Linked DNA regions of Homo sapiens: regions 1 and 3 are each linked to region 2. A link is a loop called in an ENCODE intact Hi-C map of the cell type or tissue named here. Cell type or tissue: ovary. All regions are shown on one strand. Links, peaks and the distances in the headings refer to the core of each region. The heading gives the core; the rest is flanking DNA. Region 1 overlaps PDZRN3 (PDZ domain containing ring finger 3). Region 2 holds the start of LOC107986098 (a long non-coding RNA gene). Region 3 overlaps PDZRN3 (PDZ domain containing ring finger 3).

The links. Hi-C counts contacts between places; a loop is a spot of excess contacts. Peaks named below come from ENCODE experiments on the same cell type or tissue, not always from the same donor. Only the 100,000 strongest peaks of a DNase experiment are listed, where the experiment ranks them.
Region 1: it touches region 2 in a loop (5-fold over the local background); 100 of 110 quality-filtered maps call a loop at or near these places.
Region 3: it touches region 2 in a loop (6-fold over the local background); 94 of 110 quality-filtered maps call a loop at or near these places.

What each region holds. Positions count from the first base shown.
Region 1 is chr3:73,498,058-73,509,020 of GRCh38, forward strand. All of the region lies in intron 3 of PDZRN3 (PDZ domain containing ring finger 3), which reads right to left. Among named protein-coding and RNA genes, the nearest start is that of PDZRN3-AS1, 120 kb to the right of the region's middle. RefSeq lists enhancers at 1,438-1,517, 4,610-4,679. In ovary, for the core only: a CTCF peak has its summit at 4,814 (motif pointing left); a DNase peak (open chromatin) is centred at 4,804; H3K27ac peaks cover 2,905 bases.
Region 2 is chr3:73,094,768-73,105,730 of GRCh38, forward strand. It overlaps LOC107986098 (a long non-coding RNA gene), which reads left to right and starts at 467. Exons shown (of 3, transcript XR_001740754.1): 1 at 467-589. In ovary, for the core only: a CTCF peak has its summit at 6,476 (motif pointing right); a DNase peak (open chromatin) is centred at 6,484.
Region 3 is chr3:73,425,743-73,436,705 of GRCh38, forward strand. The region is part of intron 3 of PDZRN3 (PDZ domain containing ring finger 3); the gene reads right to left. Among named protein-coding and RNA genes, the nearest start is that of PDZRN3-AS1, 190 kb to the right of the region's middle. In ovary, for the core only: a CTCF peak has its summit at 6,901 (motif pointing left); no DNase peak of the experiment used is centred there; H3K27ac peaks cover 641 bases.

The DNA.
Region 1 (10,963 bases), core at 3,298-7,297, 400 kb after region 2:
TCCGCCAGAGAAGGTAAGGCCACAAATCCTGGTTATCTGCCTCTGTCATGTAGAGATACAAAAATCATCTTTCTCCCTCCCTCACTTTCCAGACATAGTAAGTCATCAATCCCTGTCACTCCACTTGAAAATACTTCCCAGACCCATCCCATTTTCTCCATCCTCCTGACTTGAGTTTCTATCTATCAAGTCCATCCACAGTGACTTTATGTGTATCCCGACTAACCTGAAAAGCTCCTGGCCTTCCCAGCTGGGATAAGTAGACATTCAGTGGTTAGTGTTGGGGGACAGTTGGTAGTATGTACCAAACTACCGCTGGCTCCAGTATCAAAAGAGAACACAGGACTCTAAGCACTGCTTTCACCAGAGTTAAACAACACCACCTAGGCATTTGAAAAATGGTCGAGTACTTTTTCCCTAACTGCAACATCAAAAACAATGAATTAATTGCTATTCCCTATAACCTAACGCTACCTTTTTGTGCTAGCAGGAGAAAGGGGGAGATGCTCCAAGCCCACAGTGATTCATAACTTTTTTTTTTTTTTGAGATGGAGTCTAGCTCTGTTGCCCAGGCTGGAGTGCAATGACACAATCTCGGCTCACTGCAACCTACGCCTCCTGGGTTCAAGCGATTCTCCTGCCCCAGCCTCCTGAGTAGCTGAGATTACAGGCACACGCCACCGCGCCTGGCTAATTTTTGTATATTTAGTAGAGACGGGGTTTCACATGTTGGTTAGGCTGGTTCTCGAACTCCTGACTTCGTGATCCACCTGCCTCAGCCTCCCAAAGTCCTGGGATTACAGGTGTGAGTCATCGTGCCTGGCCCGTATGTTAACTTTTTACAATACACACAGCATAGACCCAGATGCTGGCTGTGCGGGTCGCTGGTCAGGCTTGCTGCTTGTCTTCTGAGATACAAGCTGGGGTAGCAGGGTCCCAGCATAGGCAGAAACCAGGCTCTGTTCCTGCCTGAGAGACGAGGTTTAACCAGGAGATTCCCAGTGGCCGGTGACACCGCACGAAAGGGATAAACAACCACACGGCTGGTTCTTATGCTCCGTAATCACTCTGCTGAGTGTCCTGGATCCCTTACCACCTGCCAACAGCATGCCTCTTTCCTTGTCCCCTTCAGCAAATGCCAGGTGCCAGGCATTGCTCTGGGCACTGGTTACAAACATCAGTGAAGACCGGCGAGTCCTGATCTCATGGAGTTTTCATTTGTAATCCGTATAGTGTGATTAGGGAGCATCCATGACCAAATTATAAACCTACGAGGCCCAGGCTGGCCCCAGGTGACGCTGGTAACTCACATGGCCACACGCTGTGGTTTTCACACATGTAGGCTGAGCCATGAGCCGCTCCCCTCCCAGGCTCTCAGACCTGACTCACAGTCATCTCTGTCTCGAGTCCTTACACCAACTCACCACCTAAAACATATCTGAGGCATCTGCTACTATTCGTGTAAGGCTCCAGGGTGGATGCTCTAGATATTAACAACCACAAGTTCTGGATTTTCTGGAATGATCCTAATTCTGAAACTATTCTAGTCAATCGCTAGATAAGAAATCGATGAAATTTTAATATTGTGGCATCTAAATGACATCCTCTAAAATGCCCAAAGCCTGAGGTGGTGGTGGTGGTTGGGTCTTCTGTTAGATTACAAAAAGCAGTAAGGGGATCTGGGGAAGCTTCCCTGGCTCATACCTGGGTTTCCCACCTCCTAGTCGTATTTTCTTGGCAAGTTACATAATCTCTCCATGACATAACTTCCTTGCCTATAGTAAATGATGATAATGAAAGTACCTACCTCTACATTATTGTGATGATGAAATGAGTCAACATACAGAGCCTAGACCACAGCTGGCCACACAGAAAGCCTGGTGGATATTAGCTAATATTATTGTTGTGGTTGTTATTGCTATTTAGTGTTGAGGATTTCTTTCATTATTTGGAAAACCCCATCACCACAGGAATGGGGGTTACAAAGAAAGCCCTTGCTTTTTTTCCCCCACCTTCTAGACAGGGTCACACTATGTCACCCTGGATAGAATGCAATGGCGTGATCATGGCTAACCGCAGCCTTGATCTCATGGGTTCAAGTGATCCTCCGCCTCCCAAGTAGCTGGGACTACAGGCATATGCCACCACAGCTGGCTAATTTTTAAATTTTTTGTACAGACTGGGTCTCACTATATTGCCCAGGCTGGTATGGAACTCCTGGGCTCAAGCAATTCTCCAACCTCAGCCTCCTAAAGTGCTGGGATTATAGGCATGAGCCACTGTGCCTGGCTGTCCTTATTATTTATTATTATTTTTTTAATCTGTCACTAAGATTGAACTTGGCCTTTTAAAATGCTTTCTGATACTCCCCTCTCCAACCCCATTTCCACATGAGCTCTGCCACATTTCACTTTGGGCCCTGAATATTTCTGAGCTGAGTTGCCAGGACTGCTGAATGCTAATCACCATGGCTCCACTCTATATAAGTGTTGTTGCCAGAATAATCCTCTTAAAACACAGCCTTAACATGCTCTTTTCCTCCCAACAATGCCTTCTTGTTCTAGAGTGGATTAAGGGTAAAGCTCCTCATCTTTTTATGTTGGCATCTTACTAACCTAGCCTAGCCCACCTGCCAGTTCTCGCCTCCTCCCAAGCTGGGTCACCCCTTTAAACCACCTAAAAATTTATTCCAGGTCATTTCTACCTCTGTCCACCACACCAATGCCTTCTAAAGAAACCTCTTTTTCTCTCCAAAGCCTTCAATCTTAAGGCTTTCATTTCTTCACACAGCCTAACTGATCCACTGCTGCCTATGTGAATCTATCCACCAACTCTTCTGCTCATGTTGAGCTATATCATTTCTTTTTTTTTCTTACTTGGTGTTTTGCCTCCTACGTGCAAGTCTGGTCTCCCATGACAGACTCTAAAATTCTCAAGGGCAAGCATGGTGTCGTATATTCCTTGTTTTCCATCTTCTCTTCTCTTTCCCTACCAATGTCCGTGTAAGCAATTCAGAAATACTTGTAATTTTTGAAACTCTTTGCACAGCTTATCATTATAAACTCTTGCTAACATTTGGCCATAATTAATGAACCTGATTCGAGTCGCAAAATCCAAACACATAGCCACAGCTGTTGGGCTCTTAACAGCAGAACCAGTTTCCCCACTTGTTTTCCACCTTGGCTTAAAATCACATCCACTCCTCACCTGAGCTAGAGGCATCTCTCTGAGTCCTTTCCACTGTCAACTGGGACACGGGCTTTGGAGGTGATGCCCTCCATTCAGGATCTCATCTACTTTTAACATGTTCCTGGAGTTTGCTCATAGATTCTGTGGAATCTGTCTCTCCAACAGGGCACATCCATCCCATCTCCAGCTTCCCCCTTTCCCTATACAGGCCACTGTCATCACTCACCTTGACGACTGCAGACGACTCCTAACGATTCGACTGTCAGTCTTTCCCACTTCTAATCTAGCAATGGCTCATTCAACAAATACCTGCTGTGTGCCTACTATGTAAAAAGCATAAATAATAATGTTGGAAAGAAGTGGATGCAACGCGAGGCTCTCAGGGTGTCAAAGGAAAACCTCGTTAAACTTGGCTCTCTAGCTCCATATTTGGTGAGAATAAGGTGGGTGACATTGACATCCACATTCTAAAACAAGTCATTAGAAGGCCAGGTGTGGTGGCTCATACCTGTAATCCCAGCACTTTCAGAGGCTGAGGCGGGCAGATCACTTGAGGTCAGGAGTTCAAGAACAGCCTGGCCAACATGGTGAAACCCCATCTCTGCTAAAAATACAAAAAATTAGCCGGGTATGTTGGTACACACCTGTAATCCCAGCTACTCAGGAGGCTGAGGCAGGAGAATCGCTTGAACCTGGGAGGCGGAGATGCAGTGAGCTGAGATCGCATCACTGCACTCCAGCCTGGGTGACAGAACCAGATTCAGTATCAAAATAAATAAATGAAATGAAATAAAATAAAATAAAACAAGTCATTAGAAAATGAAGCTCCTTGAATTGCTGCTAGCTTGTAGACCAAATGCAACCGTTTTCTTAGAGCTGTGCTATTAAGCAAAGAGAAACAACAGTGGGCTAAGTGAGAAAAAAATAAGGCACTACTTACACATGTGCATCTTGATTTGGTTGCTCATGATGGAGAATCAAGTAAAGGGTCACAATGAAGAATCATGGCATGGAATCAGGTATAAAACCTTTTGTTTGGGGTAATAATTATGCATTCAGTCAAAACTATAACTTGGTTGCAGTCAAAATGATAGGTTTTTATTTTAAAAAGATTCCATTTCCATAATGGTGTTCTCTGGCATCTAAATAATTGCTTTCCTAAAAGATGGGAACTGTTAGGTGGAGCTGAGAAAAGATACTGAGTTCTCCATAAGTTAAGGCCACCAACAACTAAAATTATCTTCTCCAATATCCATTGATTCTATTTAACATTTATCTTTCTGAGTTTTCTTTTACTATAGCGGTTTCCCTTCAACTCCCTCCCTTGCCTTACCCATAAGGCTGCGTGGTCAGAATTCCTATTTTATGGTATGCTATGTTCTGAGACTGGCAGCTCATGAAACCAGGCAGCTGTAAGAAATGACAAATTTCAACAGTACAGCTATAGAGAAGGCAGCTCGGTCAAGGATGTTAAATGGTCAGATGGAAAGCAAATCCCCCAGAGGCCAGGTATTTCTAAAGATCAGCTGTGTGGCATCTTACAGAAAATCCTAGAGCCTGGTATCATTGAGACTGCAGCCCTCCTCTCTCAGTTGAAACGAATGATCAAGACGTGGTACCAGAGCACCACCTGCTGGCTCACAGGTGACAGTGTCTTACACAAAATACTTTCTACAAGATGGTCATTTTGATCTGTTAAGTAAGAATTTGCAAGAGACAGGTGTGAAAACACAGTTGTGGTTTTGCACTTCTGGGGCTGTGTATATGAATACTGTTGGTCAGAGAATATTATACTATCATGGATAGTAGTTTTGTTGTTTTGAATAAAACAATTTTATCTCAATGCTTTCTTGATTTTAACTTAAAAATTTTAACATTTTACTAACATAAAATGTCATGAAGTACTTTGGTAACCCAGTCCATTTAAAAGAAATTAAACTAGTTTTAGATACTAGTGTTTCCTTTATAAGCTAAACCTATACTTGTTTTAATGGTTCCCTCAAATTTTCTCTATTAGGTGCTACCTTTACAAGCAAATGTATAAGTGGTCCTTTATTTACTTGAAGATTCTGAGGTCATAAATCTGACGTAAGTTCCATTTACAAATGATGAGTGCGTTAAACATCTGGGAATGCATAACCAAAGTCTAGCATTACACATGAATATTTTTAAACCTCAAGGAAGTATGATTTCATTCTTTAAATACCAGGCTTCAAAAAAAGTATGATTTCTTCACTTTAAATCATTTCTTTATCCGTAAAGCTTTAATGAAAGTATTATTCCCATTGCTGTCTACTTGGCCTTATCCAATGAACAATAAAAAATTCTTCTTTTGCTTTGTTTGGTAGTTTTTGACTATAGAGGACATCATCTAATGCTTTTCCCTATGTACTTTGCAAGGTCTTAAATGACAATACAAGTACGTTTCCAAAAATGTAACACAGCATTTATTGTGTCTGAACTCAACTCTCTCAGTGCAACCATGAACGTGCCTTGAGAAACTTGGTAAAAGCTTTGAACTTTTTTGGGGCAGAAAGGTATCACAAACTGAAATTAAACCTAGAATTAAGGCTTTTATACAAAATGTATACAAAGATCAAGTTCTGCTCTCTGACACATAGGAAAGAAAGCAAGAGTGGGGAGGGGGAGAGCCTAAACAGATGTGTTTTTGTATCATGCAGTCGACTTCTGCATCTGAAACGTAACTCAGCGAAACAGAAACCCAGCCATGTGACTCCTTTTCTGTAGAGAATAGAGTTGAACACAGTATCCCGAAGTCACAGGGCATGTGCTAGACATTCACTTATTCATATTTCTGCCTTCTTTATAAACAGAAATTAATATTACACTGCTGTGTATGTGTGTCTGCTTTTCTTGAGTACTTTATTATTCTCTCCAGATGCCCACCTGATGTACCTCATTCTCACAATTAAAACAGTTATATGGTTAAACACACAGGAATAGACTTAGTTAGCATGTGGTGTAACAAATGAACTCACATAAAATTTACATGATTTAATTAGCTGATAATGGGTCATTAATTGAGGGACTGAAGAAAGGAAACATATTCTCTTGGACACATAAAGGCGCCATTCAGGAAGAATAGATTTGTTTTTACTCAGCCCTTCTCAGGAGAACCACCTGTGCAAATACGGGGCTCAAGTCAGATGACAAGCAGGGTTTTTATGGGACCAGGAAGATTTTCATCTCCATGACAACCTTCCTGGTTCCAAACAGAGAATGTTATTTTTCTGGACTCCTCATCTCAGCCACACCAGTGGACTCAATTCGGCCCTGACATGCATCTGAACACTCTTTCTTGGACAGCCATTATTAACCTGGGCTGCTTCTGACAAATCATTTGGTTGGTGATTACAGATCTGACATATTTTGTAATGACTCCATTTTCTGAGGGCTTCATTTTCAAGAAGTGAAATAATGCTGTGACTTAACACCTCCCTGCAACCACAAGCCACTTTCCCATCTCCAAAGTATACCACTTTTTATTAAGGAGGTCTTATACCCACATAAGTCACTAGCTTGTATATATAAAGATAACTGCGTTAGTATCATTTAAGTGCATGTATATGATCTAATTTTTCATTATATTAATTAACAACATAATTGATTGACCTGTGGGGAAATACACAAAAAGGCTTCCTGGGAAATTCTCTCCAAGTAAGTATGGAAAAAGCAAAACAACAATGTTTTCATATGAATGTGCTTGTGATAGGAAAAGGATAGTCTCTGTAGCAACTCCAGCAAGTGCCCTTGGCTCTTTGGAAATGATATTCTATCTAGTTTTTTATTTATAGCCAAATCCCGTTCCTAGTCTAAGATAGTGTGACACCCATGGGAGGTGGCTTGGAATTTGAGAGTATGAGATTACGAAGCTGAAGGCAAAGATTTTGCTTTTTAATTAAGAACTAAACTATACTTTTATACACGATGACATTTTATGTAACTGGTTACCCACGAATAATCATTTGGGAGCACTTCTGATATGAAATTACCCTCTGATTGAGCCCTTTGAGAAAACCCCAGTCCTTAAAGATAGACTTTGCTTCAGGATTCAAGGCACAGAATTAAAAGTCATAGAATTTAATTCACCCAACTATCTTTACTCCATCAAGATTTTTGTTATTGTTTTAGCAGAATCAGACTACAAATACACTGGGTAGAAATAATAATGCAAAAATACCTCTCCCAAACAAAAATTGCAAAACATCAATTGGTTATTCAAATTAAAAAAAACATTTTATTTAACAAACCAGTAGACCTATCAGAAAATCAGGATTTTTCAAATTGTCTACCTTGTGGATGATATTCTATTGAATTTGTCAAGCCTTCGAAGCTTGGAACCTTACAATACGAATTACTATTTGTTTAATATACATATTACTAAGTAACTTGTTTATTAAAGGTCATTTATTTTCATCATCAGAAACTTACTGGGTATCAGAAGAGCACACATATTCAAACTGCATCAGTTTATAGGTGATTTGATATGTCCTCTTGTTTTTTTAAAAAAAAACAGCACATAAAGTCAGTGTGAGGAAAAATAAGCTCTATTTAAAAATTTGAGGCAAAAAATAAAATTGCGCTGGATTAGAGACCCCCAACCGACTTTCCAACCAATCCCTCTGTAATAAGCACAGAGGAGGCACTCAACCATCTTTTGGATGGTCAAGTGAACTCATTTAAATATGACAAGTATCCCCCCTAAGACTCCCATGAATCAACACAGCCACAAACCATGGAACTCAGGTACGGGCAGGTAGAGAGCAGGTAGAAAAAAAATAAAGGAAATGGTGTCCACTGTGATCCCCTCCATCCATGTGAAACTCATTATCTCTGCACTGAGATAAAATACACAAGATATCCTCAGAACAATTTCAAGTCTGAATATCAACATAAGCAGAATAACAGGGTGCAGGTGGTACCTCAGGGCTGAGAGAGCACAGGCCCCAGGGCTGGTCAGGTTGATCTTGCAACGTCCGTTTCTGAAGTCGGGCCTGGGCAGGATAACAGTTTTCTGATCATATAATTAATGATTGGCATCTCCCAGTCTCAGGAAAAGGCAAACCATATTCAGGGAATAAATGTGTACAACAAAGATGAAAAGGTTGACATCTTTAATACAAATAAAGCTTTTCTACATCAATAAGAAAAAAGATAAACAGCCCAGCCCAGTAACAGGGAACATAAGCAACTGCACCAAAGAAGAAATACAATTGGCTAATGAAAAAGAAAATAAAATTCAATCCAACTAGATAACAATCAGCTACTCAAATAATCTAGTGCCACTTTTTACTCAACAACATGGCCAAAGTTGAAAATAACCCTGTATTATGGAAGGGGCAGGGAAAAGACTTACTCGAATATGATCTGTGGGAAAGCAATAGTCACAACTTTTCTGGAGAGATATCTAAAATGATGACACAAATATTCCAATTCTAGAAATTTTTCTTAAGGAAAACATAAGTTAATGGAAGGATTTACATATAATTATCTTCAGGCACGGTGGCTCATGCCTGTAACCCCAGTACTTAGGGAGGTTGACGCAGGAGGATGGCTTGAGCCCAGGTTGAGGATGCAATCAGCTATGACTGTGCCACTGTACTCCAGCAGCCCAGGTGACCATGTCTCAAAAAAAAAAAAAACAAAAAAACAAAAAAAACTTCAACCCAGCATTGTTTTTAATGGTAAAAATAACCATAGTAATAGGTGAGGTAAATTGCATCACAGCCAGCACAGGCATAGGTTGAATACTACATAGCCATTAAAAGCCCTGAGGCTGAAAAACTACCTAATGACAAAATATTGTTTGTGGAACACTGCAAAGTAAAAGTAGGCAACAATACACTCAGAAAATGATCTCTTTTTAAAAACATTTATGCACACATATAAGCATAGATTTCATTCTCATTTTTTTTTTTGAGACGAAGTCTCGCTCTTGTCCCCCAAGCTGGAGTGCAATGGTGAGATCTCAGTTCACAGCAACCTCTGCTTCCCGAGTTCAAGTGATTCTCCTCCCTCAGCCTCCCGAGTAGCTGGGATTACAGGCACCTGCCACCATATGCCTGGATAATTTTTGTATTTTTAGTAGAGATGGGGTTTCACCATGTTGGCCAGGCTGGTCTCAACTCCTGACCTCAGGTGATCCGCCCGCCTTGGCCTCCCAAAGTGCTGGGATTACAGGCGTGAGCCACCGTGCCCGGCCATTTCATTCTCATTTTCTACCACCCCCTCATGAAGCACACGTAAGGCATAGGTATTTTTCTGTATTGTGAGATGACAGGTTACTTCTCACTCTGAGCTTTCCAGTGCTTTTAGAAATGAAACTGTATCACTTCTGTAACTTGGAGAAGTTATGGAGTTTGACAATGTCAGGTCTAATTAGAATCAGCCATATGAGAAATCACTACTGGCAGCTGAACACTTGGCAAAGAAAAGATGTATTTAAATGAAGCCTTAGTGGAGATCTAAAACTGCATACTAAAGGAACTCTCAGGTATTGGCAATTGTAAGTCAGACTCGCTAACAAAAATTCTGAGATGCAGCTGGCCGGGCGCAGTGGCTCACGCCTGTAATCCCAGCACTTTGGGAGGACGAGGTGGGCGATCATTTGAGGCCAGGAGTTCCAGACCAGCCTGGCCAACATGGTAAAACCCCGTTTCTACTAAAAATACAAAAATTAGCCAGGCATGGTGGCACGTGCCTGTAAACCCAGCTACTTGGGAGGCTGAGGCACATGAGAATGGCTTGAACTCAGGAGGTGAAGGTTGCAATGAGCCGAGATTGTGCCATTGCACTCCAGCCTGGGTGACTGAGACGGTCTCAAAAAAAAAAGAGATGCAGCTATTACCAGCCCTGTTCCCACTCTTCACAATAGGCTTGGCTATCGACTAGAAATGTACTTCAAAAAACCTCTCTTCCCCGGCACATGCTGGACACCCTTGCTGAGCAGCAGCCACCACCATACAACCCCTCCCATAGTGTTGCCTTGAACAAGGAGCAAGGCCTCAGCAAAGTAATTTTCAAGGAAGACCTCCCTCCACCTTTGGTCCTCAGAGCTTCGTGCATAAACTCAGTCCTGCACTGTTCTTCAGAAATCTGGAAACAGCAGTGAAGACATAAAGGAAAACCCTGGGAGTGAAAGAAGAAAAGTCAACCGAAGTTTCTCCTTGCAGAATTCTGTCATCGTGATGGCCAATTTCACCTTGGAGCAATGCAACAGATGATGGTGCCTCCAACTGGGACCTGCCGTGCAGCTCCTCGGGCAGGAGACTATCAGTGACTTAAGGGACCACTAGGGGGCGATTTAGGAGTGAACAGTTTTCTATCCTTAAGAAAGATAAGCCAGGAAGCCTTAATTTCCAACCTTAAGTCACTGGAGGGTATTAGCTCCCAGGTAAATCCTGTTTTTAATTTTAACTATAAATGTAAACAGGGTCTTTCATTTTAACTTCTCCAGAAATGTAAACGTGGAGAACTTTCTGAAAGAGATATGTGAAAAGGCAGGGTATGGCACACAAAATTGATACATTGGAAAATAAATATTTTTTCTCTCCCCTGTCCACTTCCCTAGCCATAACCAAGGCCCTCTCATACAAAAACCAAAAAAGAAAAATAAACCTCTGGCAACAGAGCCCCTAGTGTCCCTTTGAGGTTCTATTTATATATTATGCCTATGGTTTATCCAGACAGGCCTAAAACGTCTCTGCAGCAGCAAAGACAATTTCCCCCACCCAGGCTCTCAGCATTTATCTGT
Region 2 (10,963 bases), core at 4,496-8,495:
GGCTAATTTTTGTATTTTTAGTAGAGACCCTCTACAGTAGAGCACACCCTCGGAAAAGCCACGCTGCACTCACTATCTCAGGACCAGCTTGGGTGTCCCTGAAGGGCAGAACAAAACCTTTCCAAAGGCAAAGCCTCACTATCAAACAGAGAAGAGGCCAGTGAATGACAAGAGCTGATTGAAGAGTTTCGGTGGAAAACACCTCACTGGTTTAGACCAAGTCCCTTCAGGGGACTGGACTGGGAGTAAGCAGAGGCCATGCTTCCTGCCTGGCTTGGCAGGAGTGAGGGGCTGCTGGACGCCCACGGGGTTGCTGGCTCTGGAGAGGGAACTGGTAGTGCTGGAGGGTGATCCAGGGGGAGCAGTCCCCACCTCCACCATTGCTCAACCACCCGCCTGCTTTCTGCTCAGCTTTCCCCAGAGGCCTGCTGGGGGCTTGCTGCGCAGCCGCAAACAAAAAGGCCTCTTTGTAGATCCTCCCCTAGGACGCTCCGGAGGAAACAGCTCCCCTCGAAGCGGTATTCAGCATTCACGGCTGTCACCCAGGAGTCCCTGCTGGGTGCTGGGCCCAGTGCCGGGAGCTACAAAGGTGAGGTGTGGACCGCAGGTACTATTTGTTTCCAGGAGGGGCTGAACGTTTCAGTCTTTGTCATGTTGAGTTGGATTTAATTGCACTGAACTGGATTATTGGAAGACCTACAGCGTGCCCGCCGCTATGCATGGGTCTGGCATTGAGCAAAAATGGTGTGCAAAACCACACTTATACTATATATAAGTTAGTTAGGATAAGTAGCTTATAAGTTGTCTATTAGTATATAAGTTACATATAGAATGGAAGTCGCCCATAGGGAGCTTACATTCTCCAGATGAAGGCAGTACACTGTCCATGTACTGTTTTTTTTTTGGACACAAAGTGTCACTCTGTCACCCAGGCCAGAGCCCGTGATCTTGGCTCATGGCAACCTCTGCCTCCTGGGTTCAACTGATTCTTGTGCCTCAGCCTCCCGGGTAGCTGGGATTACAGGCATGAGCCACCATGCCCAGCTAATTTTTTTTGTGTGTGTGTACTTTTTAGTAGAGATGGGGTTTTACCATGTTGGCCAGGCTGGTCTCAAACTCCCGGCCTCAAGTGATCCGCCCACCTCAGCCTCCCAAAGTGCTGGGATTACAGGTGTGAGCCACTGCACCCATCCCGTCCATATACTATGACGAGAGCATCAAAGCATAGGCGCCTGTGCCATTTAGCAGCTGTGCAAATTTGGTCAAATTACTCACTTCTCCAAACCTTGGTTTCCTGATCTCTAAAATGGGTAGAGCAATGGGCCTTCTGTTGAAATAATTAAATGCTACGAAGAATGACTAGCACCTGACAAAGCACCTGCTGCATAATAGGCCTCAATATATGTTAGTGTCAGTGGATCATGAGTTAAATAGGAATAATAAGAGTATATTTAGTGCAGCATAGATCTCGCACAACCCTAGACTTTGTAAAAGGCTTAAACTGGTGCCTGGGAGGTGAGCTTAGCTATTAGGGAAGTGGAGGCAGCAGTGATGTGGTGACTTAGTTCTATTTGAGCCCAGCTGAAACAGATGTCTTCTCAAGTTCTCTGTGTCCCAATCTGTGAAATGGGCATGATTGTAGTTTTGTCTCTTGGCCTGTAGTGAGGATGAAAATAGGCAACGTGTATGATTGGAACAGCTTGTCCTGCACCAAGGTCTGGTGACCTTTGTGACTCTGTCCTGGAAATTTGCTGTTGCCATTCATTTATGTTAAGCAGCTCAGCCTGATAAACCAACAAGCTCATGGCACACGTTGGAGCAGGGAAAACGTACTTTAAGGAAATCTTAGGGAGGCTGCCGGAGCTGGGGTCCCAGCCTGGCACTGACCTTCTAGGTCACTATGTGGGGGCCACTTGCACCCCTGGTTCTCTGTTTACCAGCTGCATAATGGGCCTCAAACTGGATCATTGGTTTACATCCAGGGTGGTCAATAGAGTCACGTGGGGAGCTTTTAATACGTGCCAGGCCCCAGCCTGCGGATTCTGAAGCTCTGGTTGGGGGTCCCAGGAATTTGTATTTCGAAAAAGGGTTCCCAGGATTCTGATGCCCACAACAGCCCAAGGTCTCTAGGGTCCTGTTAACTTTTCTATCCAGCAATTCAGGGAAGTCTTGAAAATGCTCCGTGCAGGGCCGGCCGGGGTGGCTCACGCCCGTAATCCCAGCACTTTGGGAGGCCAAGGTGTGTGGATCACAAGGTCAGGAGTTCAAGACCAGCCTGGCCAAGATGGTGAAACCTCGTCTCTACTAAAAACTACAAAAATTAGCCAGGTGCAGTGGCAGGTGCCTGTAATCCCAGCTACTCGGGAGGCTGAGGCAGGAGAATCGCTTGAACCCCGGCGGCAGAGATTGCGGTAAGCCAAGATCGCACCACTGCACTCCAGCCTGGGTGACAGAGTGAGACTCCATCTCAAAAAAAAAAAAAAAAAAAGAAAAGAAAATGCTCTGTGCTTGGACTCCAGTGACTTGGATCTCACGTGCTCACGTGGTTGGCGTATTCCTGTGCAGTAGGGAAGGGGAAGGGTAATTATTTCTGCTCTTCAGGTGGAGGAGAAGAGGAGAAAGGCGGGCTCATCTGGTCCTCCTGGGATACAAGTCCCACGACCTCTGGGCCGTCTCCAGGCTGAAAGTCTGAGAGAAGCTCTTTCAGCTGGGCAGGCAGCAGAGGGGAGCTTTGTGTCCTCCCAAGGTCCTGGAAAGTTGATTGATTCTTGCTTGTTAGTTCACCTTCTTTCTCTTAACTGCATTAGGCAGAAATAAAAACTAGCCTTATGCTTGGGAAACATAAAGTAAGAATGTCTCTTTCTGAGAACCCAAAAATACTAGTAGTAGATGAATAAGTTGTGGGAATTACTTTCTGAATATGAAACATTATGATTTTTGTTTTTGCATTTAGCCACTTTAAATTATTTTTAAAAATAAGTTTGAGTATAAATGAATTATATATATGTACACACACACACACACATAACATACACATATAGATTATCTGTCAATCAGTCATGTAATTTAGAGTCAGGGAGACCTAGGATTAAGTCTTCACTTTGCCACTAACTAGCTGAGTGCTCTTGGGCAAGTTACTTAACCTTTCTATGTCTTAGTTCTCATAAATTTAAAATTGAGACCAATAAAATCGATTTCAGAGGGGTGCTGGGGCAGACTGTATTTTCCAATGATGGCTGCAGTACTGTCTCCCCTCCCACATGTTCTTCATATAATGTGACCTTGACAGTCCTGCCATCAAGAGGTGGGGTTCATGTCCCCTCCCCTTGAATGTGGCCTTGGCTGTGGTATGGCAGAGTGATGCTGAGTGGCTTCTGAGGCTAGATCATTAAAAGGCCATGTGCTTTCTCCTGGGATGCTCACTCCTGGACCCCAGCTGCCATGTTGTGAGGAAGCCCAAGCCAACATGTGTCAAAAGACCTCAGGGAGTGACATCCCCACTGCAGTTCCCAGCTGACAGCCAGCATCAACATCACACCCGTGATGAAGACACCTGCAGGCGATCCTGGTCCCTAGCCCTCAGTTGCCCCAGCCTTGGCATTGCCAGGCTGAGGCCCCAGGTACTGTGGAACAGAGATGAGCTGTCCCTACTCTGCTGGACAAGAATTCCTGACCCATAGAATCTGTGAGCATGAGAAAATGGTGGGTTTTTTTGGCCAGGAAATTTGGGGTAATTTACTACATAGTGATAGTAACTGGAACGATTACTATGATAAGAGAGATAATGTATCTAATGTGCCTAATTGTCACACATTTGTCTACTATTAGTCACACAATGTCTACTATTATAGTGGGAGATTTTGCCGCAAACAAGTAGGCAAAAATGTAATAGGAATGTAGAAAGTTTCAATAACATCAGCAATAAGCTTGACTTACAGGGCATTTGTGGAATTCTGTACTCAACAGTTAGCAAAGACACATCCTTATTGATATTCAGGAAACAGTTGTAAAACTGGACCATTACCAAGCCATAAAACAAGACTCAATGAACCCCAAATTACTGATATCATAGTTCATTCTGTCACTCCACAAATTGTTCTTGAGGCTTGGTATGGTCCAGGCACCCAAGGAATAGCAATGAGCCAAAGAGATCAAGTTCTCTACCTCCTGTCATCTTCATTCTAGAGGGAGACAGAAGACAAGCATCAAAGTGGGTAAATACCTAATGTTAGGTGGCAATTACTATTACAGAGACAAAAACTAGAGCAGGGTAGAGAAAACAGGAAGTGCTGGGTCAGGCTGCAATTAGATATGAGGTGATTGGGAAGGCCTCTCAAAGGGTGACATGTGAGCAGAGATTGGAAGGAAGGGAAGGAGTGAGCCGCTCAGGCTTCTATTTTATTCCATGCAAATCCACCCTTGTTTTTCTCTTTATCTTCCATTCTGGTGGTGTTTTCCATTCTCTGAAGTTTGAAATATGTGTAGGTGAATCAGTAGTTCCCAAACCTGGCTGTGACTTAGACTTGCTTGGGGGTATTTGTTTTAAAAATACAGACACCTGGGCTCCACCGTCAGCTTTGGAGGGTGACCTCCTTGGAATCTACGTTTCAGCACGCTGGGTGGGCCTAATTCTGATGGGTAACCAAGTCCCAGAACTGTTGGTCCAATCTCCCTTTTCTGTTTTAATTTATTCCTTTGCTTGAAATGGAGTAAGTTACCCTAAGACCATAGGACAGCGGTTCTCAGCAGATGGTCCCTGGCCTAGGAGCATCAACGTCACCTGGGAAGCGACTGGAAAGAGCACACCTCAGATCCCACCACAGACCTATGCAATCAGAAACTAACAAGCCCTCCTGGTGATGCTGCTGCCTGCTGAAATTTAAGAACCACAGCGATGCACTGAGTATTTGGTTCTCTCTATTTAGTTCTTTAATTCAATTGGAGTTCCATTTGTGGTGTGCTCTAAGTCATTCACTTCTCCCAGTTGCTAGGAAACATTTACTGAATGTTTCTTCTCATTCCAGAGAGTTTGAAAGAATTTATTGAGCATGTATTGTAGGCTAGGCTGGCCTAGTTATAGGGGCTACAAAGACATGTCCATGCCTTACAAAGTTCAAAACCTAGGGCAAATAGGACTGATGTATGAGTGCTAAAATATGCCACGAGCCATGAGCTATGTTCCAGTGAAAGCTGACAACACAGCTCAAAGGGGAAATCAAGGTGGGAGGGAGGGAAAGGCTCCACGGAGGCACATCTGGGACCCACCTGGCAAGAGCTGGGTCCTCTTCTTACCAGACTCATGACACCCAGGTGTAGAAAGGACATCCCAGTCTCCCCTCCCTGTCAAACAACGTGGCTCCCTTGAAGTAGCAAGTGCTGACTATTTGGGGTGTGTCCTCTTGTTCATACAGATAACTTAGAAACCTTGCTGGCCACTTACAGGGTGTCTGACATGGAACTGTACAACTTTTCTGTGTGGTTTTTTCTCACTCAGTATACCTGGCCATCCCTCCAGGCCCGGCGTCGAGGCTTACACACCGTCTTTCCCATCCTGGGCCCATTCCGTGGTGTGGAATGCCGTCACCCTCTCAACTGTCCTCCCATGGACGGGCTTCAGCCTTGTGTCTGGGTTTTGGCCATTTATGGTGAACAAGGGGTAATCTCCATAGGGCAGGAGGGAGGGGGGTTGGAAAGAGCTGTTCAGAAGAGGACAAGAAGGAAAGTCGGGGACTTTTCAATTTAGCAGCAGAAAATCCACTTTTATCAAGAATGACGGGAAGACATTGTTTCTAGCAGGCAACGTCTACAACTAAACGTATGGTTGAAAGGAGTGAGCTTGATGGGGTCTTGCTAGTGATCTCATTTTGGGCCTCATTGGCCCACCCTCCCACCCCTGTATTCGAGTGACCGGGGACCCCCCTCTGCACCCCGGGGAAAGCGTCCGCCTGCTGCCCTCTGTCCCAGGCTTGGCGGCACCCCAGCCCCAGCTTTCTGCCTCAAGCCTCAACTTCCCTGAATTCTCAGCCCGGTGGATTTCCAGGGAAATCACCTCTGTGCAGTTTCATTAATTTGCGCCAAGGCCATCAAAGGGGGTTGTGTAAGAAATGTTGGCAGCCCATGGAGGCTCTGGGAGCTTCAGATCCGGCCTTCTTAGCAACAGGAAGCCCTTTCTTGCTCAGCATAAACAAGCCCAAACACTCCCCCACCGCCCATTCCCCTCAAGGTGCCAGTTTGCTTTGAAATCCACAGCAAAGGATTTCGAGGTGTGGCCTCATTTTGGCAAAAGCCTTAATTCTCATTATCTTAAGAGTCTGCACTCCCACCTCCCATGTATAACTTAATAAAAGTCACATGTGGCAGGGGATTATCTTTCATTCAGTGGAGTAAAAAAGGTCGTCGTGTGTCCCCATTGTCCCTGGTAAAGTAGCAGGCACTCAGGAGGGGGCTGATGTGGATACTGGAGTTGCAGTTTAGGCAATGTCCAGCAGAGGGAGCACGATGCTTTGAGAACAACCTGGCTCCTGGCTGTTCTGAAAGAGGAGTCTCTTTGCTACCAACCCCATGCATGTAGGAGTTGTCTTCTCTGCATGTGCAGCAGCTAATAAAAGAAATCCAAAGTTTTCTTGCTGGGAATTTGAGAATTCAAGGATAGATACATCCAACAATGGTTAAATTCTGTAAAAATTAATCCTGCTGGTCAGCTTGTGGGAGTGGCCCTAGTTGGCTGTAATCATTGGTATTTAAATCTGTAAGTGGACGGTGGAGAGAGGCTTGTTTCCTGCCTTAATGAGTAAGTCAGAACCTGCCTCGGAGGCCCTGTTAATTGTTAAAAACTGATCTTTGAGCAGGGTTGTAAAGAAGAAGAAGAACGGCTTTTTTTTTTTTTTTTTGAGATGGAGTCTCGCTCTGTCTCCCAGGCTGGAGTGCAAAGGAACCATCTTGGCTCACTGCAACCTCCGCCTCCTGGGTTCAAGTGATTCTTGTGTCTCAGCCTCCCAAGTAGCTGGGATTACAGGCACCCACCACCACACCTGTTGGATTTTTGGTCCCCAGAACCTGTTTGATAATTATCTTCAACTGTCTACAGCAGCCATAAAGAGACCTGTGGTGTACCTGTTCCGGGTAGAATTATGGATTTGGAAGCCTAGGGAAGAACTGAATGTGGCACTGGTTCATGAAAAGGCCAGATTTCCTCTGGAAAGACCTCTGTTCCCTGTTGTTCTGCACAAAACACTTCCTGCAGCTGGCACTGGGATTGGGGCATGACAGGCATCATCTTGCTTAATCTTCATGACCATCTAGTGAGGTGGGAGCTTTGATCATACTCATTTTAAAAATAAGGAGCTAGCTTAAAGTCGTTAAATATTTACCCAAGGTCATATAATGGCAGAGCTGGAATGTGAACCCAGGTCCATGTGACTCCATTCATTCATCCTTTCATTCATCAAACATATATTGTGGGCTCCTTGTCCCAGGTAGTGTGCTAGGCAATGGGGAATAAGAAATAAGAAAGACAAGATCCCAGTCCTCACAGAGTCTTCATCCTAGGAAGGGATGGTGGACTCAGAGCAGGTAAAGTAAAAACCAAGATGCTTTTGATGGGTGCTCTAAGGAGAATAAAGAGGGTGATTTGACAGACAGTGTGGGGGTGCTGCAGGGAAGAAGGACGGCTTTTTTTTTTTTTTTTTTTTGAGATAGAGTCTCGCTCTGTCTCCTAGGCTGGAGTGCAAAGGAGACATCTTGGCTCACTGCAACCTCCGCCTCCTGGGTTCAAGTGATTCTTGTGTCTCAGCCTCCCAAGTAACTGGGATTACAGGCACCCGCCACCACACCCGGTGAATTTTTGTATTTTTTAGTAGAGACGGGGTTTCACCATGTTGGCTAGGCTGGTCTCAAACTTGTGACCTCAGATGATCTGCCTGCCTCCGCTTCTCAAAGTGTTGGGATTACAGGCGTGAGCCACCATGCCTGGCCAGAAGGACTGCTTTAAATAGGATGTTTGGTGAAGGCGTCATGGAGATGGGACAGATGAATGAGACCTGAGGATGAGAAGTCTCCATCCATGGAAAGATGTGGAAATAGCAGTCCAGGTGGAGGGCCCAGCCCATGCAAAGGTCCCGAGGTGGGGCAGGCCGGGCAAGGCAGGATAAGAGATTGGAGGGCTGCTGAGGCTGGGGCATGGTGGATGAGGATGGGTGAGATGGGCTGGGCCTCATTGACTCTGTGCCCCTCTCCACTCTACCATGGGCTCCCCTGAAAAGTGTATGTGACAGAGTCCAGCTTCCTCGGACATATGTGCTGCTGTCACATGCAAGACGAGCCCATGGCTGGATTCCAGCTCATTTCACCTTTTTTTTTTTAAACATTTAATTCATCCTCGCTGGCCTCCCTCACTCCCAAAGGAAGACCCAGCTGCCAATTCCCTCTTTATTCTAATCTCTCTCCGGGTCCCTCCATCTGCTTTGGACCAGGGTAGAAACTGCCATCTTCACCCCTGCCAAATAAAGCCATACATCTTGTTTAGCCCCACTGGCACTCAGATGCTAAACCTTCAGATCAAGGGCAGGCCAGGCCTTGGGATGACCACATTGTTGAGGAAAAGGGAATTCAGCCACGCTGAGGTTGAAGAAAAACTGCAGTGGTGCATGTGTGAGGATGGCACTGTTGTGGTGTCCACAAAGGGAGGGAGAACAAGACAACCCCGATGTCCATAGATGGAGGCTGGAGAGCCAAAGTTTGATCCCTTAATGTCATGGAACAATAAGCAGCCATTAAAATAATGACACAGAGCCGCAAGCATTGACCTGAAGTGATGTCCACCATGTATGGCTAAGAGGAAAAAGCAGTCTGGAAAAAAGACTGTGTCGTGTGGGTCTGCATTCGAAAAGGCAATAGCTCTATGCTTGTGAATGCGAGTGCCTGGACCCAAGTTGCAAAGGACACACAGCAAGGCATGTGCAGTTATTATTCTGGGTGGTGGCATTTGGGTGATTCTAAGAGATTCATTCTCTTGCTTGTAACTCTTCAGTGGGGCCCATTGTTCTAAGGATGAAGCCTCGCGGACCACACAAGATATGCTGATGAGGCCTCATGTTGTCTGACCCATGCCTGCCTTGCCAACCTGAGTTGCTCCCTCTCTCTCTGGTCCGACAGGCCATCTCTCCTTTCCTCCAGCCTCGGTCCTGGTAGTCTGAGGACCTTTGCACAGGCTCTTTCCTCCACCGGGAAGCCTCTTCCCTGACAGCCCACTTTCCCTTTGCTGCCTCTCCTTCTGTTTTTTTTTTTTTTTTGAGACAGAGTCTTACTCTGTCACCCAGGCTAGAGTACAGTGGCACAATCTCGGCTCACTACAACCTCTGCCTCCCAGGTTCAAGTGATTCTTCTGCTTCAGCCTCCTGAGTAGCTGGGACTACGGGCATTTGCTACCACGCCCGGCTAATTTTTTGTATTTTTAGTAGAGACGGGGTTTCACCATGTTGGCCAGGCTGGTCTCGAACTCCTGACCTTGTGATCCGCCTGCCTCGGCCTCCCGTAGTGCTGGGATTACAGGCGTGAGCCACTGCACCTGGCTGCCTCTCCTTTTATCAGCTCAGTCTTCACTTCTTTAGAGAACCTGCCCTGACTCCCCAAGGCCAGACTCTCCCAGCCCCAAATGTCTCTCCTGGAGGTCCCCGACCCCATTGAGATGAAATGCCCAGTCCTTCTCCCCTGCCCAGTTCTCAGTTCCAAGAAGGCAGGGACGATGCCAGTCTCCCTCCTCTGTTTCTGCTGTGTGTGCCACCAAACAGCAGCACAGAGCTTTACTGAGTGAATGACATGAATACCTTTCTAGATGGCCTGCATTGTGTGTGTGTGTGTGTGTGTGTGTGTGTGTGTGTGTGTGTGTGTGTGAGATGGAGTCTCACTCTGCTGCCCAGGCTGGAGTGCAGTGGGGCGATCTTGGCTCACTGCAGCCTCCACCTCCCGAGCTCAAGCAAATCCTCCCACTTCAGCCTCCCAAGTAGCTGGGATTACAGGTGCCTGCCACCATGCCCGGCTAATTTTTGTAATTGTAGTAGAGATGGGGTTTCACCATGTTGGCCAGGCTGGTCCTGAACTCCTGACCTCAAGTGATCCACCTGCCAAAGTGCTGGGATTACAGGTGTGAGCCACTGCACCTGGCCTGGCCTGCATTTTTATAACTAGCATTTATCCCTCCTTTGAGGGAAAAAACCAAAAATATTTTTTCTGGCAATGCATGATCATTGCAAGAATGTAAAATAATCCAGAGGATGTTAAATTATCCCTATTATATCTTTTTTTTTTTTTTTTTTTTTTTGGGAATCAGGACACTAAAGCAGAAAAAGGAAAGAAGTGAAGGCAAGACATTTCCATATCTTCTTTTTTCTTGAAAGCTGCGGTGTGGTGGAATGTGGCTCTGGAGTCAAACTATCTAAAGTCAATCAATCCTGGTCCAGCACTGCTCTCCACCAGCTGTGTGATTTTGGGCAAAAGGCTTTAACTCTCTGAGTCTCAATTCATATCTATTAGGTGGAGACACTCATGCCTGCCTAGGGTTATTGTGAAGACTCAGTAAGATAATACACATAAAATGCTTAACAAAAGACCAGTGCATAATAAGCATTTAATAATGAATATTTGCACAACCATCCGCCTATCTCTGTCTGGCTAATACAGAACCCAGAGTCAATCATTTTGACAGTTCCATGTAAGCAGGGACATCATCTGTTTTGCTCCCTACCATAATGCCAGTCGTAGGATGGTGCCTAGCACATAATAAAAGTTCAATAAGTATGTTTTGAATACATTTGAAGACACTGATGAATTTCTTAAGATCCTAGACAGCATTACTCATTTTTCTTTTCTTTTTCTTTTTTCTTGAGACGGAGTCTCGCTCTGTTGCCCAGGCTGGAGTGCAGTGGCACAATCTCGGCTCACTGCAAGCTCCGCCTCCCGGATTCAT
Region 3 (10,963 bases), core at 4,667-8,666, 330 kb after region 2:
ATCCTCAGATACAAAAAAATCGACTTCTAGAAATGTACACTAAAGATTGACCAATGATGTTGTTTAATTGACAGGCTGTAACCTGAAAGCCCCCCAGATGTGGTGTCTATAAATCATGACCTATCATTATGGTGATAGCTATACAGCTCTCATCAGAAAGAGGCCCCTGCTCAAACTTATTTCCACAAGAATTCTGCCAATTCAGATTCATTTGGGTAATAAGGTCCTTCTTAAAAATACATTCTCTTCCGGCAGGAGAATTCTACCCATCATCATTCACATTATTGGAAATTAATCAGGTTACTTTCTTATTTACTACTGGGAAGGGAGTATTTGTAGGAGCAGGGGGTGTCTTGTTTAGGAGGATATAGGATAATGCTGGAGCCTGGAGTGATTCAGAGAAAGAATATGGTGAGATATATATATACACACATGCATATGTATACATTATGTATATAATGTATACATAATATTTATCATGTATATACAGCAACTTCCAGAGACTCTTCCATAGTCAGAAACACTGTCCTTATTTCCTACTGCCACTCAAATCAAGACCAGTGTGCAACACAAACTGAATACTGGTGCCAATGATATTCTTTCACTTCTGCACTATTTCAGCTTATTCTTTATCACAAGCTGATGAATATCAGATGTATCTGAAAATTTTATATATTCTCTCTCCTTTACAGACAAAATTCAATAACCTTCAATTTTCTACTTGTAAACTAGATATTACAGAACTATTTGCTTGAAAAAAGTTCTCAAACAAAACAATTTATTTTTGGTATTAACCAACAGATGGCTAAATTTTTGATCCACATCTAAGTGTCTGAGATGTGACTTCTTTGCTGCCTACTCATCCGACAAAGACTCAAGAAAATCTGTCAGAAGGCTTAGGTCACCTAGCAGTCCTCCCTCTTCCAGCATTTTTGATTTAATACAGAACATAGGCTCCTAAACGTGAACTTGCGCCAAACCCACCTGGAGCCCTTGTGAAACAAATTGCTGGGCCCCACCCCAGCGTTTCTGATTCAGTAGCTCTGGGGCGGGGCCTGAGAAAGTGCATTTCTAACAAACACGTTCCCAGATGCTGTTGCTGGGCCAGGACCCTACTCTGAGAACTAATGACTTAAAAGAAACTTCCAGAGACTCTTCCACAGTCAAAAGCTGTCCTTGCTTCCTACTGCCACTCAAATCAAGACCAGCATGCAGCACAACTGAACATTAGTGCCAATAATATTCTTTCACTTCCGCATAATTTTGGCATATTCTTTATCACAAGCTGATGAATATCATCAAATGTATTTGGAAAAAAAAATTATCCCATGAGGCAGGCAATTAGTAGATGGAAAAGGGATCCTTTCCCTGAAGTTCACCAATGAATACACAACTCAAAATGCCCTTGATGAACAAGTAGGCAAACAGGTCACTCTAGGCAGGACACATTCATTCCTGACATTTCTCAGGGCAGCACCAGCTGTTCCGCAGCACAGCTCGACTACATTTTACCAACGTTATGACGCCTGTCACATAAATGACAGTGGCACTGCCAGAAACTGGCTTTGTGGGCTTCAGAGAGTGAAGGCTGTTCCCTGCTTAATTCCACACTGGTCGGAGAATGCAGGATTAGTGGGGCTCTGCTGTGCCTTCACCCCGAACTGTTGACGGTATTCTTTTGTGCATTACCCACCCCCCCACCACCGCCCACATTTAACCATGACCTCTTCCTGCATTATTAATGAACACAAGAGAACTCATTTATTAAAGCTGGATTTTTTCACTATTCCATATGTTTCCTTCTGCATGCCATGGCAGGTGGGTGACAGGAACACAGAGAGAGGGGCTGTCTTCTCCCTTGTGACCCCGTACCATCTGCCTCATGGCAACGTGCAGCTGTATCTGTGGAAACCATTAGAGACCAGGGATATGGACTCATTTGTCACGGTAAAACCCTTCCCAAACCAAAGTGGGATCCACTTGATACATTTCTCACTCAGAAGTTAATCTGGTAAACACATCCTGAACAGTTACTAGTTATGTGCCAGGACCTGGGGTTTCACAGAGAACGATGCAAAGTCCCTACCTTCATGGGGCTGACATTTGTCCAGGAGGTTGGGGTTGAAAACAGGTGATAAGCAAGCCAACAAAATACAGGAGCGGTGCACAGAGAGGTTAGAGTGGGTCGGGGGATTTTCTTAGGTCAGGTCAGGCCTCCAGGGAGAGGGACATTTAAGCTGAGCTCAAAGATGAATTGGTGAACTAACTTACAGGCAGAAAGGAACAGCCAGCTGCAAAGTCTTGAGAAGGAAGGAATAAGGTGGGTTCTGGGTCTTGAAAGGAGGCCTGCAGGACCAGGGCAGATGAGCAGGGCAGGAGGTTTATGGGAGAGGTCAGAAGAGGCTGGATCTCACAGGGCTCTGTGAGCCACAGTTAATTCACTGAATTCCAAGGGCACTGGGGAGCCAGTGAGCAAGTGGGTGAGCACCTCGGTTCTCAGCACTTGGTGGGTCGGGTGAACGTGTTGGCTGAATGAATGAAAAATGAATGTCTTGTGTCCCCTCTGTTCCACATCCTCACCTCCTTGGTCCAAACCATGGTCATTTCATTCAACACCTAGTTCTCTTTCTAAATTCCTGATTTGTATTCTTCTTTTCTTGCTCCTCACTCTTCCTAACAAACACTACAAAATCCAACTTATTCAACCAACCATGTGCTGAGAGTAACAGTGGTGATGAGACTTCCTAGTTTACAGTGTAACATGGGAGGCCAAATTAACATATATATGGAAACAAGGTGGAAGGAAGTGCAGGGCACCTTGGAATACTTCAGAAGGACACCTAAGCTAGGACGGTGGGTATCAAGCCCTAGTCCTAAGGGAAAGGAAGGAAAACTCCTTTATGGTCCTCTAAAGCTTTGTGTCTTAAGAGGAGACAAACTGAAAGAAGAGAGGTAATCTCTGGTCCCACCCTAGGTCGTTTCTTTTCAGAATCAACATAAAAGTGGTTTATAATCCATTGTTAATTAACAAGAAAACAACAGTTAGTGACAAATAACGGCCATGTATTAAAAAGTGACTTTCTCAGCCATATGCTGGCTCCATATTCAATAAAGGGCCCTGTTTGTCAAGGTGGGAGGAGAAGATGGGCTTGTTTTTTTTTTCCCCCAGAGAAGGGGTCTTGCTCTGTCACTGTCACCCAGGCTGGAATGCAGTGGCACCAGCATAGTTCACTACAGCCTCCAACTCCTAAGCTCAAGTGATCCTCTCACCTCAGCCTCCTGAGTAGCTGGGACTACAGGCATGCACCATCATGCCTGGCTAAGTTAAATTTCTTTCTTTTTTTCTTTTGTAGCGATGGGATCTCATCAAGTTGCCCTGGCCATTCCTGAACTCCTGGGCTCGAGCAATCCTCCCACCTCAGCCTCCCAAAGTGCTGGGATTATAGGGCATGAGCTTCCATGCCTGGCCAAGATGAGCTTTCTTTTTCCATACCTACTTTGCCTAAATGAATTCAGAATGTAAAGCTGCTTCTAAAACAAAGCTTTTAGAATTAATAGGCTGTTTAAGCAAACACACTCCTACTTGCAGGAAAATTTTGCCAGGTTCAAAACTGCTGTGTGGAGGTCAAGTTTATGTTCATCCAATTAACCGTCATTAATTGGGTCCATACTTAATCGAACCGTGACCCATCTGACTCTCAGCTGATGCAGAGTCTCTTTGCTCTACAGCAGTAAACTCATCTGAGTACTGCATCTAGCTAATATGCAAGCAGGATTGTGCAAAGTCAAGTTTCCAGACTTCTCCATAAACTTGATTCTGATTAGTATTTACTTTGGAAATCTGTGTTTTTCTATCCAACTGGCTATGAGATTGATGTATAAAGGGTCACAAATCTGTATCAGATCTATAGTTTTCTGGCAGGTCACAGTTAGTGGTAAAGTTTTTGCTTCTCAAAGCTAACAACTTCAAGTGCCATAAGAGGCACAAATTAATCTTATGTGATGTTTCCTGTTATTACTGAGAGGCAAAAGGACATCAGCGTTCTCAAATCATTCATTCTTCAGGTTGCCTGATAAGCCAGTGGGAACTCTGTGTTACTCCGGAGCTCATTTTTCTCTGCACATCACCCTTTCCAGGTATGAAGGACCAGCAACCCCGTAGGAACCTTTCTCAGGAGGTACCACGTAGCACCTGGGCCTGTCTGAGACACCAAGGTCTTTATGTTAGCCCCACAAAGGCAAGCATGATTTTTGGAAACTGACCCGCAGGTTCCCTATAAAGTTGATCATCATTCATTCATTGACAATGCTGGAAAATGATTTATACAAGAAAAGAATTCACAGATGTGGGAATTATAGTGCAGATCTGACTCCCAGTCCCACTATAATTCCTTTGTATGTCAGTTTCTTCTCTTTGAAATAGGGATGACAGTATCACCTATCTCTTCATGCTTGTGTACAGATCTGATGGGAAAGTGCACAGCTGACACTCAGCATTGTGCCGGCACATAGTAAGTGCACAATAAATAATGCTGTGGCTGTCAGTAATGAATAGTCCTGTGACTATAGATAAGTTTTCCTTATCCTGAAAATGTGCATGCAGACTTTAGGACAATGTGCTACTCATAATTTCTAGTTTGAAGCTTAACTCCCAATCAGAATTATTTCCTTGTTGCCTCATCAAATTAGAAAAGGTCACCATTTTACAAAAAGTCTCTGGTCGATGTTAGAAGAGGTGGAGGGAGTAAATGATACTGGCTGGGGTGGCACTCTGTTCCCCTCTTCCTGGCCTCCATTGGAAGACCCTCCTCAAAGCATCCACAGACTGGCTGTCCCCTTGACTTGACAGTACATGGCTACAAACAAGGCTGGTGCTTAGCCTGTGCTGGAGTCACTGGCATCAAACCCACAGAGCCACAGACTTTCCCATCCTTACACCCCCAACTCCCACTCCCTGGCCCCAACACCTGGTAACCACCCTTAGCTGGATTCCAGCCACAGCCCAAGAGCTGTGAGGCTCCCTATCCCATTACTCCCAGAACATGAGATCTCCTGTGCCAATTAATTTATCCAAGTAGGAGACTGTACTCCTTGACAACCTTAAAGCATCTTCCTTACTTCCCTGTCCTTTCACCTTAATAGTGCTTCTGAGTACTCAAAGGTACTCAAGACAGGCTAAAGTTTTCCAAATCATGAAGCAACTGTTAAATTTCAAATTTCTGGTAGGCAGAGGCCCTGTCTTGACGTTTCACACTGCCCTGCAACCCCCACCACCTGGACACCACAGTTATCATAAAAGCATAAAGAACTGCTATACTTGTCTGACCTGACCTTACGACCCCAGGTAGGCAGGAGGCTTCCTCCCTATAGAAGTGTTTGAGTGTCCCTAAATGTCTTGGTGCATCTTTTAATGCATGGCCCCAATCACTGATGCGTCTGCACTCTTTGCAATGCCCTTTAATGACCAGGCAACTTTATGTGGTGGTGTTGTTTTTCTAATGTGATTAAAGGTACAATGAGGTATGTGTGCAACAAGAGGCAAAGCCATTGTTCTGCATCATTAAGCTCACAGCAGCCCCCAAAAAGAAACTGTAGGCAGCTTGCCAATGGCCCTAATGAAGAGCATCTCTTTGAATTATCTCTGGATGAGGAAAGGATAAAGTCTGAGCCCTGGAATATTTGATCCTCTTTGTGCTGCTGTTACGAGGGCTTACTGAAGCCAGACGCACCGGACCTTCTGGAACTGTAATTTATGGAAACCTTAATTTCTCTGCCCTAATAAGGCTTTGCATAATAAGAGCGAGAATGCAATTATTAATTCCTGCAAGTGTTTTGTGAATTCCTTTATGCTACGGTTCAGGACTCCCAAAGAATAGGAGCAGGGGGGATTTTACTTAGTTGGCACAAGGGTAATGGGTCTGAAAAGTAGTTTGAGTTTCTTGAAAATAAATCTGCATGGCTTCCTAAATTGCTGACCAAGTATATTCCAGATGGAAGTCATTTATCAGCAATTTACTGAGCAATGCTTCAGCCAGAAGTATTTCCACATAAATTCACCTAGTAAAAAACAAACAACAGAATCCAGGCTCCCTCTTTTGGGGGCAGTCGTGTGTGTGTGTTTGGGGGTGGGGCTGGGGGGACTGAGCACAAATGATACAGAAGAATAAAAGACAGGTTCACTTAGATTTGCCAGAGATGTAGTAGAGTTACTTTTTGGAGGGTGCCAGTGTAATTAATACATCCACAACTGTGACTGCTGAATGATATTTTATGTGCATTGATGGTAAAAAGCAAAACATTTTTAAAAGGCAAATTTTAAAAACTACCTTTTGACTTACTATGTTGAGCTATTTCAAATATAGCGTCAAAAGTCTGTAACAGAACCACCTTGCCCAAATGGCAGCGTCTGCTGTTCCACTTGTTTCCTGCCTGCGTGCTGGACTCACTGAGAACTCCCCAGCTCACTGAGTGGGATAACTTGGCAAACTGAGGACTACACCTCACCACATGATCACACAAGGGATGGGGGCCAGATCGCCAGTGGTGAAAGCGCTTTTGCCCGAGATCTCCAACATGTCTCCCAAATGCTTTGAAAAGGACTTAAGTCCAGTGAAGTCCTGAGTGTGAAGTCACAGGTCGGAAATGTATTTATTCACAAGACTTATTTAAGATGCTTGTTTTTTGTAAGATATGTACCCCTTGCCTAAGGAGAGTAGCAAGCCTCAAAAGGTTTGTTTTGACCCTCTCTCTGTCTCAGTGGGGAAGGCAGACAGACAGAGAGATACTTTTTGTTCACCCAGGGTCATTTTATCTTTAGGTTTTGTCCAGAGAGGCAGCCAACCCACCTTTTGCCGCGTCTCCCTGTGTCTCTTTAAGCATATCACCCCCTGGTGGCCTAAGCAAAAAATGACACTCAAATCAAATTCTTTTTTAAAAACTCTGGCTCTTTAAAAAATATATTAATATGCCATTGATTGTTATAAATCAAGAAACACACACCCTTTGTTTCTCACTTGCTGTAACAACCTTCTTTTAAAGTGCTTATCTAAAAAGAAAACCTTAGCTGGATTATTTTTTTTTTATTACTGCCAAGACACATTTGAAGAATGATTTTAGGAGAAAATCCTTACCTGCCAAGGTAGGTTACCAACAGCAGTATTAAACCTCCTAGTTAAGAGTAGGACTTGAATATTTAAAAATAAAACATTTGACAAAGATGTAAGATAAATTATCTGGGTTGTATCGTAAATATCCCATTTCATCTCAACTGAAATTTTCATGTTGCTCACAATGACTCAGAAGATACAAGTCATCTGATGTGAATGACAGCACCCAAGATCAAGTCACTTGCTTTTGAAGTTCTTAAAAATTTCACAGACAGAGGTACAGAAATGGCAAGTGAGAAGTACCAATTTGAACCATATGTCCCACTACAAGAATTGCTAAAAGAACCAAGTCAGCAGAGGGCTTGGGCTGTACTGAAAGGAGCGCCTTATAACTATTTGTAAACACAGACAAAACCTTGCTAGCATTAATCATCATCCATGTCTTCTCTAACTTGTTCAAAGGGTGCATGACCACTCTTTGACCCTTTGAGTTCGACACTCTGGAGAGAGGTCAGTTGTGAAGGAGCCTTGTGACAAGACTGCTTGAAACACATTTTATGACCATCAACATCTATTTATATTTTCAAATGCAGGCACCAAAGTGCCACTGGATGGAAAATTTTATAACAGACTTAAGAGAAAATACACAAAAAAGTCAGAAAGGCTGCGTCTTTCAGAACACAAAATATGCACAAAAACACACATAAAAATCCCCACTACCTTTCCTAGAAGTTACACTTGGCCAGGTGGGTGCCTATGCACTTCTATGGAATAAAATGCAGGGTGTTACCTGACAAACTTCATAGAGTAATTTGTACTGCTCCTCTTGCTTCTGCAGGCTGCACAGACTGCATCCCATGTTTAGAAAAACGTCAAAGGAAGGCTTCCGTTCTCGCCAGCACCCGGGAAAAGCAGCTCCCTTACAGTGCAGGCATTGAAGGTATCCTTGGAGAGCCTCAGGTGAGTCAAGCGACTGCAACGCTTCACATTGGCGCTGCTCTCAGAGGCTAGACAACAACTCTCTCCCCCCTTCCACGCTTCCCTTCCTCCCCTCGCAGCATGCATGCATGCACGCGCGTGCACACACACACACATACACACAGACATACACGCACACCACTCCCTCCTCTGAGTGACTCTGGCAGCTGGATTGTGGTCCAATGCACACGCTATATATACTGCTGCTCATGCATATTAATCAGCTCTCATTGACTATTCATAACAGACAATGATACAGAAGCTATAATTGCCAACTATGACAGTTGAAATTTCTCTAATTAACAAGCAAGTGCTCCAGTGGTAGGGAATAATAAAAGACACTAACAATTTTGCAAGCTATTTTCTGGCAGTTACAAATAAACATGACTGCATTTTTAGCAAGGTCTCTTAGGATAATCCCTAATGTGTTTCGGCTAGGTAGAAATTCATTTTTAAATATATCATAAAATTTCTGATGATATAAAATGTATTTAATGCTGCAGATAATGATGGCATATAAACGGACTTTATGGAAAGGACATGTTTTGAATAATGTTCATATAATATTTAGTGCTTTACAAAGTTGCAGGGAAAATACTCCACATATGAATAAAATATAAAAATTTAAATTGCAGGATATATCCATGAGTATGCAAAGTAGCTAGGGGTTATAAGGAGAGAGGCTGCCCTACAGGTGAGAAAGCAGATAATCATTCCCCAAATGCATTTTCAATTCCAAAAGCAGAAAGTTATTTGTTGAAGGGCTGCCCAACTAACTGGAAGGAAGAGAAGCAGTCAGCTTCATGCCATCCCCTCAGCCATATAGATGCTGCAGATATTTCAGAGATGATATGGCTGGGCTGACTGTCACTGGTTACTACGGATCTGTATCTGATGTTCCATACCTGCCTAGACCTCTGAAGCTGTGCCCCAAGTTGTGTGTGAAGAAAGCAGAGAGCTGCCAGATTCTACTTGGGAGGTGACAACAGACAACATTTAAGAATTTTGGTTCTTGCTGCCTTGCTTCTCTCCTCCTTCAGCCTCTGTCCTGCTGAGTAAGCCTGACACCTTTTCTAAAAACTTTGTTTTTAAATAAATGATTGCCCCATTGCCTGAACGAAATGCACAGGTACCTTTTTCTCAACGAAAATGGTCGATGTTTAAAATTCTCACAATTGCTTCCAGAGCCTTCACCATTTTACAAAGGTTTCATTTTACAAAGGTTTAACTGTCTCCGGGGAGGACTCCCACGTCCCTTGCTGAGACGTGCCATGGGGCCTGAAGAATAATGCTCCCTTTCTCAGGGAGCCGAGACACACCTGAGACGTGAATAAACCAGTCCCAATAAAATCCCACTTGGGCTGATGGCCAGCAGATGCCTCTGGACCCATTTCTCAGACACCGAAGACGAGGCACAGTGACTTGGCTTACACCAGCTAACAGCCCTGACTTGCTGGAGGGTGAGGAGCCTTCCTTCCAGGCCCTCACCTGGTGTCACTGCCTGGACTGGAGCAGTAAACTGGAACGTGCCACCAGGGAAAGGAAGCCACAGATGGGGCGGGGCAGCTGCAGTAATTGCTGACTTGTTTTGATGCTGCGCAGGGCCCTATTAACCCATGAGTACGTTATTGGCCCTCTGGTCTCTTAATCTCTAAATAATAGGTATGATGCTAATTACCTTGCAGAGTTTTGTTGCAATGATTTGAGAAAACAAAAGCAGCTCTAATAAAAAACAGAGGTCATATTTCTTCACTCTCCTTGCCTCATCCCCACCCTTGGTCCATCAGTGAGTCTGGTCTGTTCGACCCCAAATTAGATCTCAAACCTGTCCATTCTGCCTATTGCCCTTGCACACCATGGATTCTCACTTGATGATGCCCAGAGCCTCCTGGGTGCTCTCTGCCTCCTCTCCTGCCTACTCACCAGTTGCTTCTCTACCCTAGTTCATTCCCTACACAGTTGCCAGGCTGGTCTTTACAAAGCAGAAAGGGATGACTCCACCGTTTGCTGAAAAGCCCTCAGATCACTTCCCATCACTCTTGGATTGAAACCCAAATTCTTCACCAGCGCCTATAGTGCTCTGTAAAATCTCACCTTTGTCCATCAATGTCTCATACCCATCATTGCTCACCCACTCTGGTGGTCACCACACTGCCAGCAAGCCATGCCCTTCTGCAGGGCCTCTGCAGGTCTCTCTGCTGGAACCGCTCTTCCCTTTCTCCTTCCTTCCAACCCCCATCCCCATCTCCGCTCAAATGAAGCCTCCTTAGAAAAGCCTTTGCCAGGTATCTTGTATGAATTTACTTTCAGATCTTCCAAAGTACTGTGTCGTATCACCCCGTTCATTTCCTTTGCATCGCTTTCCAAAATCAGTAATGATTCTGTTCACTTAACGCTTATGTGTTTGCTGACTGTTTCCTTGTGCAAGCCTTTTGGCTTCCTGAGGACAGGGACTGGGTCTGAATTTCTACCAGCCCAGGCCCCGTGAAGGTGCTCAGGAAAACATACTCACTGCATGAAGAGATGAAGGATGACCTGTGCGGTCTCACAGACCCACCAGTCACAGCACAATTGGCAAGTACCAGCAGGGAGAGGAAAACAAAGTGTGCTTGGGTGTCCCCACAAAAAAAGGCTTGCAATCACGGTTGGCTCTCCTCCCCCAAAGTTGAGGGCCTTTAAGTTATGTTTTTCATAAGATTCTGTGGTTTCAAAGTAGTCCTTCACCTTTTTCCTGCACATCCACAAATCAAAGTCGAAATGGGCCTAAGCTACATGATTAGGGAAATTTTACACATCCTTTTTACTCTTTGTTAGAAAGTTTCCCAATCTCAATAACAAGCTGGGACAGTTTTACTGCATATGGCACTGTATTTCCGAGC